Linked DNA regions of Homo sapiens: region 1 is linked to region 2. Evidence: chromatin contacts called from ENCODE Hi-C or POLR2A ChIA-PET data. All regions are on one chromosome and are shown on one strand. Each heading gives the region's core, a stretch centred on a gene start or an enhancer-like site at or near the end of the contact. The rest is flanking DNA. Distances are from core to core; before and after follow the strand shown.

Region 1 (5,810 bases), core at 1,250-3,749, 3.7 Mb before region 2:
CCTAAAATGTAGGCCCTGTAGCCTAGAGCTCTGTTATTCAAAGTTTTATCCATCTCACTCTCCTTCCTTCCACAAACACCACCGGGATCCTCTGGATAATCACTCAATGATAGCTGAACATGTGTCTGGTTAAATTTCTAACATTTCCTTCAGGAATTAAGATTTCGTTTTAGTGCATATTCTTCAGGAAAAATCCTGAAAAGTACCACAATTCGTTATACATCTATGCATTATGTGCTCTATCTAAGAAAATCATTTTTAAAAAGAAAAAATAAAGACCATTTGGCTTAATTCTCTCATTTGTGGATGAGAAAATTAAGGCCCAGAGACGGAAATTTACTTGCACATGACAAATCATAACTTAATTGTAGCCCACTAAGATCTTGTGTCATCTCCTTTTATTATAAATTATTTAAAAAGTGAAAATGAACCAGGGGATTCAAATGTATTATTTGTTTATGGTGTTCCTCTCCTCATCTGGTTTAATTGAGTTTTCTTGACTAACCTTCAAGCAGCATTACATCTTTTCTAAGTTGGTCCTCTTTAATCATGCCCATCTGTAGCTGTTTTCTGTGTAGGACATTTTAATTACTATTATAGTTTTAATGACTTTTTTTTAAAAAAAGTTTTTTATATGTGCACAAGGTGAATTCATCATAGCAGTGCAACTTTAAATACAAATCAATAAAATTAATTCATTTAATTTTAAGGTGCTAGAATTAAAAAATGAGTATTTGAATTGATATTTAAAATGCCCTCTACCTGACTGTATGGGCAATAATTATTCTTTCTTATGCAGCCTTATTAATTTTGATGGTTTGAAAGACAGAAATCCCCCAAATAGACACTAAAACCCTAAATGTTCAACATCTGCATTGTCTCGCCAGATTCTCCTTCAGGTTCCTTTCCTCAATCTAGCAGTACTGTGTGTAACACAATATGAAAACTTGCCCCACAAGGCTGGTTTTACTTAATGATACTTAGCAGAAGGGCTTTGCACTTTCATGATAATTTCCACCAGAAAAATCTCTCTGGAACTTACTAACAATAATCAGGCCTAATATTAGCCTCAGTCTGGAGATTTATTTAACCTATTTGGCAGAGTAGATAAAGTCGAATGCCTAGGTATTCAAGCATCTAGGCTGTGCTTCGGCCTTGGAAAAAGACTCTCAGGCTAGCACCCTAAAAGCATTCCTCAAAACTTGATTTATACTAGAAGTGACATTTCTTACTCTCTAGAGGCTGTGAGATTGCAAATCTTGCAATTACTTCCATTGCTTTTGGGGGCTGTGAGAATTTCCGCCTCTCATCCTCCACAGTGAGGAGGGTAGTCGGGAAAGGCTTTCTCCCTTAAGTTTTCGTCAACTTTGAAAATAAGGACTGTGCTCCCTACATCACCAGCAATTGACAAGGATCCAGGAAATGCCTGCTAGGCACTTTCAAACTCGGAAAAATGGGAGTATGAGGGAGGCTAAGTAGGCAGTATTTAGCTAGCAACTATTATTTCCTTTATGTTTCTACCTTGTTAACTAAGCTTCCACTACGGTTCATAAATCTCCAATATCGTGAATTAAAGAAACAACAACAAAAATCCTCTTCTGTGTGCTTGTGCGTGAGGGGATAGAAGTCCACTGCCCTAAGATGCAGGACTTATCTTCCCAAACAGGAAGAGACCCATTTCTGAGAAAGATGGTAAGTTTCCTAAGGGTCTCCTCTCAGATAGAGGGGATGGCAGTCCCCGAGGGGCGAGCGGGCGCGGGTCCTCAGGGTCCCCGTGCGCTGAGAAGGCAGGTGAGGCCCCGCCCTGCGTCTCGACTCCGGATCCCGGGTCGCGAAGGGCAGCCCAAGCGGGTCCCCGGCCCCAGGCGCCCGGGTCACTTCACCCCACCTGATTCGGGCCCTTCCCTTCTCCTCTGTCGGCCAGCTCTGCCGCCTCGCTCTCTCTCCCGCCCCCCGAGTCTCGTTTCAGTCATCCCTTTGTCCTTCCCCGGATTGGCAGGTTTTATTATTCCGCCTGAACAATCCGGCCGCCCAGTGGCTGAGGGTCGCTGACGTCGGAGGCAGAGCCGGGGAGTAGTTGGGATTTTGCTCTGTCAGTAACACATGTGTAAGAGCCGCGGAGGGAGCGAGCGAGCCGGCTAGAGGCCAGCGCCGCCGCCGCCGCCGCCTCCGAGCCGGGCAGCAACAGCCCCGGCAGCGGCGCAGGCTCCAGCGCGCCGGGCCCGGCCGGCCGCAGCCCCCGACGCCTGGGTGCGCCTGCCTGCCGGCCTCCGCACCGTCCGCCGCCGCTCCCGGGGCTGTTGTGTCTGCGACTGCTCCCGGCCGGAGGTGCAGGGAGCTCAGCCGAGCCGCCGCTGCCATCCCGGAGCGAGCAAGCGAGCGAGCGCGCGGGAGGGAGGAAGGCGGCGGCGGAGGAGGAGGAGGAGCGGGAGGAGCGCGGGCGGGGGCGGGGGCCCCCGGGCGGGGGAATATACAAAGTGAAGCCACATTGCCAAACTTGCAGCAGCGATTGCAGCAGTTGCTGCCGCTGCGCCGCGCCTGAAGCCGCGCCGCGCGGGCCGAGGGCTCCTGCAGCTGCTCGCGCGCAGTCGGAGGCGGAGAAGGACGAAGACTGAGACTGACACTTCTGCTCCCGGCCGCCCGGCACTTACGCGGGGGCCCCCCAACCCGCCCCAGAGCAACGCGATTTAAAAAAAAAAAAAAAGCCGCCCTTAGCCCCCTCCTCCCCTTTCCTGCTTCTGCGAGAACTCCCTCCCTCCCTCCAGCTCCGCCAGCCCAGGCGCCCCTTCCCTGGAAGCCGAGCGGCTTCGCTCGCATTTCACCGCCGCCGCCTCTCGCAATATTGCAATATAGGGGAAAAGCAGGTAAGGGGGCGGGTGGAGAGCCGCGGGCCGGGAGGTGGGAGAGGGAGGGAGGGGGTCGATTCGGGCCAGGGCTGTTTTCTTTGGCTTCCTTCCCCTGACCGTCCCAAATTGCAAGTAAACAATACGTCGGCTTAGATAAAGCGCGAGTCTGAAACTACCGAGGCCGGCCTGCGAGCTAGCGCGGAGGGCAGCCCCGGGCCGCCAGCTTTGTAGCGGTTCCTGCTTACAAAAGGGCTCTTCTTGGAAACGGGGCTGGTGGGGACCGTAGAGGGGGTGGGGATATTTCTAGTTCATAAGGGAAAGGCAAGGGGTGCTTAGATGAGGATTTTAAGTATGAGAAGTAGTGTGTTTGGGGGGGTGGGGGTGGGGATAGTCACGATACCCCCCCTCCCTTCTAGTAAACACTATTTTTGAAACAGTGGCAGGAAGGATCTAAGTGAGCAGGATTCGGTATTGCTGGTTCTTTTAAAAAAATTCTTCTTGGCTTATAAGTCTTTTGTTCCAATCCAGGAGAAATACGGTGAATCACCTAATTAAAATCAAGACATGAATTAAGCATCCATTTTTGTACTACAAATTGCCAGCGTTACGTTTGTCCCTCCCTTGGTCTCCATTAAAAAACACCAGAGACGTTGTTAAAGGGGGGCAGATTTTGCCTCTAGCTGCCAGTTCTGCTTTCTATTTCACTGACTATCCCAGGACCTAAATTGCTTGGCTATGTAATTACTAGAGTATAAGCCTATTTAACTTAAAAGCTTTCTTTTTTTTTTTTTTTTTTCCAACTCTAAATGAAACTTGATGAGGGCCCGTCCTTAGTTATCAGGGGAGTCAGTTTCTGGTCAGTCTTCTTGATTCATCTCTTTTAGATTTAATCAGCATTAAGGTATTGCTTGTCCTTAAGAGCTTTAGCTAATGGGGTTACTGGATGCTTTTCTCAGTGTAATGTTTCCTTTTCAAAAAAAAAATACATATATATTTACCTCTCACTAAAGATGGGGGCGGGGAAGAGCTTGGAATCTCCTCCCTCACTCTCCTTTTAAAAAGGAATTCGGAGCGATTAAAACGTTGGGGGAAACAGTTTAAAGATCTAGGGCAGGAAATGCAGATTCATTTGGGTTAGGGCTGAAATTGTAACAAAAAGCAATTCCTCGAGTAAATGCATCAGATAAATCAATTTACATAAAGGTATGATGCATTCGGATAAATGCAATGCTAATGGGTTTTAGAGTGGTCCTGTTTCCAAAGTCTCAGGGTTTTGTTACAGCTTAATTGGTGCAGTTCTTATTCTGGTTTATTGTGCGGTCACTGGACACACGTTCCGGGACTCTTTCGGAGGAAATGTGTTTAAAATCGGCCTATTTAAGGAACCCGAGTCCTTGTTTCGTTCCTTCCTCGTTTTTTTTGCAGCAGCCAAGTTGGGCCGGGTACAGGCAAAGTTCGCCTTCTTCTGAGGTATCAGCTGAATGTCTTGAGCAGATAGCCGGGAGCCTCAGGGGGAGCCCACACTCTCAGCTTACAGAGGACAAAGACAATACAGGCTGCTTAATTGGCAGTAAATAACTTGATCTTTTTACAGAATAAGTGACTAGAGGAACACTAGGACTTTATTGGACTCGGGATTGAAGGCAACAAATTAATCGGTTTAGGCTAAGCTTTATAAATTGATTCCTATATTATATCCCAGTTGCATCTCTTGTGGCATTCATTAGAGTGGGGAATTCTTTTTTAAAGCAGTTTTTGGTGACAGCAGGACGGGCTCGAATTTAACTTGTGCATCCCTTAATGGTGCCTTCTCGCACATTATCTGTAACGCCGCCCGCCCCCCCCCCCCCCCCGCCCTTTGGAGGAACAAAGCTTTAGCATTTAAATTGCTGATCAAGGGCAGATTAGTGAGACCAAAGTGGAGAGTGTTTGTATAGGAAGTTAACAGGCATCCTAAAGTTCAATGATCTATTATTCTTGCCTGTGTCCTGAAAACCCAGAGAAAACACTCATTGATCTTCAAAATGAAATGAGATTTGGAACAATAATGGGAGATGGCGGTCACCACAATGGCATGTGAAAGGTGCTGCTTAAAATACGAAAAACCAGTTTCGCAACTTTACACACTGCACCCACCCCTCCCGTCACCTTGCCTTCCCTCCCATCACCACGCTCTCCGTCTCCCGTCTGCCGGTCCCTCCCTCGTTCCCTTTCGGAAAACCGAACTATTTCCAACTTGTGAACTGCAGCTGCACTTCCCGGGGCAGAACCCGGGAGGGAACGAGGCTCCGGCGGGGCCGCCGCCTCCCCACTCCTCTCGGCTCTGTCCCGGGGCCCGGCGGGGGCTGGGGAGGGGCCGGGCGCGGCGGTGGGTGGGTTTGACCCTCATTTGCTGGAGGCGGGCGGCGGAGGAGGGGAGGAGGGGGCAGTGGGCGGAGGCGGGGGCTGGGAGGAGGTGCCGCGAGGGGTGGAGCGCGCAGCGGAGCCTGCTCTCGGAGTTTTGACAGTACCGGAGCTGAAATTGTCAGCGGCGGCAAGCGCAGGAAAGTTGAGAGGAGCTCGTGGCCCCAGAACAAAGCTTGAGAAAAGTAAACAGGCGGCTGCTGCCGGCGAGCCTCCCTTCTTCCCTCTCCCCCTCAGCCTCCTTCCCGCCCTTGCCCTGCTGTTTCCTTCCAGCAGCTCCGCGGGGAGGAGGGGAATGGGCTTGCTCTCTCTCCGGCGATTACTAACTTTTGCATCGCCCCTGTTTTGTCTTTCTCTCCCTGTCCCCTTCCCGCCCTCTGCAGACCATGGTGAATCCGGGCAGCAGCTCGCAGCCGCCCCCGGTGACGGCCGGCTCCCTCTCCTGGAAGCGGTGCGCAGGCTGCGGGGGCAAGATTGCGGACCGCTTTCTGCTCTATGCCATGGACAGCTATTGGCACAGCCGGTGCCTCAAGTGCTCCTGCTGCCAGGCGCAGCTGGGCG
Region 2 (5,303 bases), core at 2,086-4,585:
TGGTCTAAATAAGTAACACTAAAAAACAATATTTAGGATGACAGAAAAAAAATGGACCTGACCTTTCTCTAGATTGCAGATATCCCACCACTTCTATTCTCTTTGAAACTTTCTTTTCTCCTCCTGCTACCCATTAACAGTCTCAATTCAACCAAAACACTCTTATAACTTGAATGACAAACTAAAACTGGAAAATGTTTAAGGTTGGCAGGTGACAGACCACTTTATAACTACAAATAACCTGAAAGTGACTCTAATTTTCACAAAATGAAAGTGTAAGTAAATCCACTCACATAATGTTGAAAATTATAAAACAGCTTATCAACTAACAAAAATCAGTAATTTAAAAGCACCTTATATGACCCATAAAAACTTTTAAAACCTTAAAACAATTTAACTTTTTGCTAAATCTGACATTCAAAGAAGTTAAAAATCACTATAGGGTTCCACCATAAATGACTGTCACTACTTGTTCAATTTCCTAACAGACCTTAGAGGTACCACTCAGTAGAAGTAGTAGTCTTAAAAAGTTGTTTTAAAGAAAGGGAACATTCTGAGTGGCACATTCGTTTATCCAACCAAAACACTATTACAAAATGAAAGACACCATTATTTTCAGCATTGATCTCATTTCTTTTCCTACATAATAACTGGCAATAACAGCAGTTATTTCAAACTTTCAAAGAAATTTATCAAGTCCCTGGTTGTTGTTTTTTAATTTTTCAATTTCTGGGTCAAGACTGCATTTGGAAAACCTTAAAATTCAAAAGCAACATTGCTCTGAAACTATCTGATATTTCTGTATTTTGTACCTGATTTTGTTTCACTGAAAGTCACTTTAAAAACCAAGTTAACCACAGAATATGAAAGTTTTTTTGTTTTTTTGTTTTGAGATGTAGTCTTGCTGTGTCACCAGACTGGAGTGCAGTGCCACGATCTCAGCTCTCTGCAACCTCTGCCTTCCGGGTTCAAGTGATTCTCCTGCCTCAGCCTCCCGAGTAGGTGGGACTATAGGCACCACCACGCCCAGGAAATTTTTACATTTTTAGTAGAGACGGGGTTTCACCATGTTAGCCAGGATGGTCTCGATCTCTTGACCTCGTGATCTGCTCGCCTCAGCCTCCCAAAGTGCTGGGATTACAGGCGTGAGCCACCGTGCCAGGCCAATATGAAAGTTTTTAACTTATTGTCACAGAAGTTCTCATGAACCTAACAATATTTAATTAACAAGTATTCTCAATAACATTCCCTTGTTTTTTTAACCATTAGTTGTAGATATTCACCTTCTCATCCCAGCAATATGACAAATACAAACAGCAATGGGTAGAGGCTGAAAGGCAATTTTCCATTATGCCACTAACTTAATCATCTCTGGTCCTCAATATATTGTAAAAGAGGAGGGTAAGAGCAGTTGTTCTTTGATATTGCTTCCACTGTAAAACTTTATGATCCAGGAATACATTTGCTAATGTTAATGCATCTCCTATTCATTAATACAAGACTGTTCTGTATTAGAAGCTAAAAAAAGAGAAAATATATATCTGAAAAGAACAAGGAAATGAAAGTTAACTAATGTTGAAAAATTCAAATTTCAGTTTGAACACAGAGATCTACACAGTGATCTAATGTGTTTAAATATCCCTCCAACCAAGGAATTCTGTTAATTGCCAACACAAAACATTAGGTGTTTCAAAATTTTGTACTTCATGAGTTAATACCAACACAAAGTATGATATAATTGCAGTATAACTTTAATTTGTTAGAAATTGTAAGACTTTTAAAAGCAATACATACCACTGCATTAATACTAATCAAGCTTTATGCTTCACCAATTAAAATGTCTAAGCTAGATTATAGCCTTATTATAAAAACGAGGTTTTTCTTAGCAAGCCTACCAAAATGCAATATTACTGCCATCAAGTTCCCTAGATACTTACACATGCAACTGAAGGCAAACAGCCAGGTTTCCTTTCTTTGAGAAACTTTAGTTGTCTATTTTTTGAAATGTTTTCCTTCTCATGGGACCAAAAAATGTTTACAACTAAAGCAAACTACTGCAGGGAGGGAATACACAATTAAAACAAATCTACCATCCAGATGCAACAAGCGTGGAATTAGGACTGGACAGGATAGTCGGCGGTGTTGTGATACTTCTGTTGAAATTATTAACAAGACAAGACCATCATTCGCCCCCAATTATGTTTATCCCCTCGTTGAGTTTGATGATCACACAAAATCTGAAGTCTAAATATAAACGTTTTTATATTCAAAGTCAATATTCAAGAAAACTTTTCCACTAATGTTGCTAAACCATAGATGGATCCCAACAAGAGTTGTCTGTAGAAGTCTCGTAACAAGTAACCTTTAGCTCCACCACCTAAGTTTCCAATCACTGAGAAGAGTCTGGGACAACTCATCTTCAGGTTCACGGGAGAAGTGGAGCACACCTGCTTTCCTCTGGCAGAGTAACTTCCCAGGGACACAAAGGCCAGAGAATCAGACCTGGAGAGGCAAAAAGCTTTAGCTGGACACCCACCAAGCCCCTGGCAACCCAAACACTTCGAGCGATTTACCTCTTGCTGTTACTTCCCAGGCACCTAGCCGCATAAGATCTTGCAGGACGGGGGGAGGGGAGGGCTATGCGGTCCTGTCCCAAGTAAGGGGAGGGGTGTAGACAGTTAATGCCAGAGCCAGCGTTTCTGGCCACAACCGAGCAGCCTCAACGAGAGGGGTTGGTGACTGCTCTCGGCCCGCCCCGTTACTCAGTGCATTGCAATGGCGACCGCCAGGCTCCCCAAGCCGCCTGATCTCGGCCCCTTCCCCCTACTGCTCACTGGCTGCTCGGCTTCATGTGACTAAACAAAACCCCCAAGTCTAGTGCCCAGCTCAGCCCCTTTGTGTCCGCTACCGGATCCTCCGACGCCGCAGCGGAAAGCCCCCCCCCCATCCCCCCGCCGAGTCCCGCCCCGCGGCGGCGGCCGCCGCTCACCTCAGGCTCCGTGGCCCCCAGCGACCGCCGCGGCCGCCGCCTCCCCGAACCCGGGGCCCGGGCTCCTTGTGTAGCACCAACTCCGCCTCCTCGGCCGCCGCCGCCATCTTAGCCTGTGCGGCAAAATGCGTCCTTTTGGATGGCTGGGACCCAGCCTAGGGCGTAGCTCCCCGGGCCCGAGAGCCGGAGGCCGGGTCCCCCAAGTTCTTCCGCCACCCTCAGTCCCGCCGCTGCCACAGCCCAGAGGCCCGAAACCCACTCGGGTCCCAGCGAATCTGACCAAATAACCCCTGAAACTCACAGTTTGGTGCCGTGTGCGTCAAACCGGGGCGACGTTGGGAGCACGCGGCGTCCCCGCGTCACACGCCGCTCTGTACGCTACTCGGCTCCAGCGGCCCCCCTCCGCTCCCCGCTTTTCGCCTCCAGCCCCGGTTCCCACGGCGCAGGCGCGCTGCTTTCCCGCCTCTGCCGGGCTGCGGGCCGCGGGGGTGGCCAGCGAGGAGCTCCCGGGAAGCTTCGCGCTGGTGGAGCGTCTGGGCCAATTAGACAAACGAGGGCAGCGGAAACAGTGCACCACTGTTCTCGGGTGCCAGAAACCAAACAAGGTCACCTCCCCCAGCGCTGACCTAATCACTCCCAAGGAGGTTCCCGCCCCAAAGTAGGCACGCTCCAAATATGGTGGTGCCCAAACTCTGCAAGACCCAAGCACTAGGCATGCCTAGGCCCTTTAAGGTGGAACAGGCCCAGGTTTGAGTTCCACGATCACGAGCGTGCAAAAATCTCTGTTATTTTCCTCTTGTTGAGGAAAACAGCAATATTTGCCAATCACAACTGTGGAGTAATGGCAGAGGGAAGGTTTTAGGATCTTAAGGGGGCAGATTGTTGGGAGTTGCTTGATGGCCAGGCAAAGCATCAAGTGTGACATCTCAGTTACCCGGACAGCCTGCCCTGAAAGGTGGCCGAGGTTTGCTCCAGTTTGACTCTCTGAGGATACTCTCTCCCTGCATTACTGAAAGTGTCGTGGTTCTACGAATTAAAGTTATATAAGAAGCATGTGAGATGCTGGTTAACCCTTCAGAGAATCAGTCCCTAGAGGGTTCTGGAAATTTTCATTTTTAACAAGACTTCACCACAGGATCCTGGGGCAGAGAAACACTGAGTGGGCTATTCTTTTGTTTTTCGACTGAGCCAACGAGAAACTGCTAACATGTTTAAGATTAACCAAGAGTTCTTGAGAAATCTACTGGTCCCGCCTTAATTATTTGGCTTCTCTGAACCTCTGTTTACTCATTTAAAAATTTAAAAATAAAAAAGTTTTCCTTAGTTGTACAGCTGTCATTACTGTGGCCCTCCAAACCCTCAAGATGTTATTGACATTCGGAAGAATATACCATAACTGCATTTATTTGACAAGAATGAGAAACATTCTCTTTCCTATGGAATGATGCCTTCAGCAACAGCAAACGTAGATTCCAAACAACAAATATTTGACTAAACACATTAATTGCTTCATTACTTAATAGCTAACACTTTTGAGTGCTTACTGTGTACCAGGCATTGTTCTAACTTGCTCGATTTCATTGTAACCCAATGAGACAAAGAGGAGTAAGGTGATTTTCTCGAAGTCATACAGTTCTTTGGGCTCTTTAAAATGCAAATCTCCTGTCTTCATTTACACAAATGTGTAAACAATAAAATATAAATACGTATATATTTGCAGTCAATGGGGGAGGGGTGCTCTTTGGATCATTTCGTTTGCAGAATCCATTAAAATTGGACATTCTCAGTTTACTATTGGACTTACTACAAAATATTATGTACTATGGAAATTCTTACATTATATCACTGTAAAAGCAGTTACTAAGAAAATAACTGTCATTAATGTATACCACTGACTAATGTGCAGACAAATCACACAAGCAAATAGAATCATTCAGAACTCAGCCATGATCAGGAACTTGTCTCACTAATGAAGCTGTTTTTTACACTAGAACTCAGCAACTGAATTGTAATACTGTGGAAGTCATAATAGCAGTAAAAGTAATCATAGTAATTATAATAGTAGAAGTAGTAATAGTTGATGAAACGCTGTACAAAATGGATCTCAAAAGCTTCTATGAATGGCAGAAAATATAATGACAGAAAGCTTGAATAAGGTAATGCGAAAAGAAAAAAAAATACACGTGAGTTCTCTGTCTAGCCGCAGACGTGGGTCTCTGTTCTGCAGGATGGGGTTTGTAAAAGTTATTAAGAATAAGGCCTACTTTAAGAGATATCAAGTGAAATTTAGAAGACGACGAGAGGGTAAAACTGA

Evidence for each region. A loop is a pair of places that touch in the nucleus more often than their neighbours do. ChIA-PET counts read pairs that join two places held with the same protein, here RNA polymerase II (POLR2A). Pooled maps may share reads with other maps.
Region 1: a loop to region 2 is called in a map of CD8-positive, alpha-beta T cell, with 10 times the contacts of the local background. The contact joins the promoter of LMO4 here to the promoter of ZNF644 in region 2. A Hi-C loop is called at or near these places in 2 of 168 maps with a recorded cell type or tissue (CD8-positive, alpha-beta T cell and naive thymus-derived CD4-positive, alpha-beta T cell), 2 of 37 single-sample maps with no recorded cell type and 15 of 50 pooled maps. POLR2A ChIA-PET finds 5 or more read pairs at or near these places in 1 of 52 experiments (activated B cell).

The regions. Positions count from the first base shown.
Region 1 is chr1:87,326,381-87,332,190 of GRCh38, forward strand. LMO4 (LIM domain only 4) reads left to right here and starts at 2,500. Exons shown (of 5, transcript NM_006769.4): 1 at 2,500-2,864; 2 at 5,633-5,810. The coding sequence starts at 5,636. RefSeq lists silencers at 1,702-1,871, 2,122-2,551, 3,475-3,564, 4,931-5,290 and enhancers at 2,410-2,987, 2,988-3,563, 3,129-4,674, 4,344-4,982, 4,983-5,621 and 1 more.
Region 2 is chr1:91,018,700-91,024,002 of GRCh38, forward strand. It overlaps ZNF644 (zinc finger protein 644), which reads right to left and starts at 3,336. Exons shown (of 6, transcript NM_201269.3): 1 at 3,291-3,336. It also overlaps the pseudogene RPL5P6. RefSeq lists enhancers at 2,593-3,142, 3,143-3,692, 3,693-4,242 and silencers at 2,926-2,995, 3,326-3,555.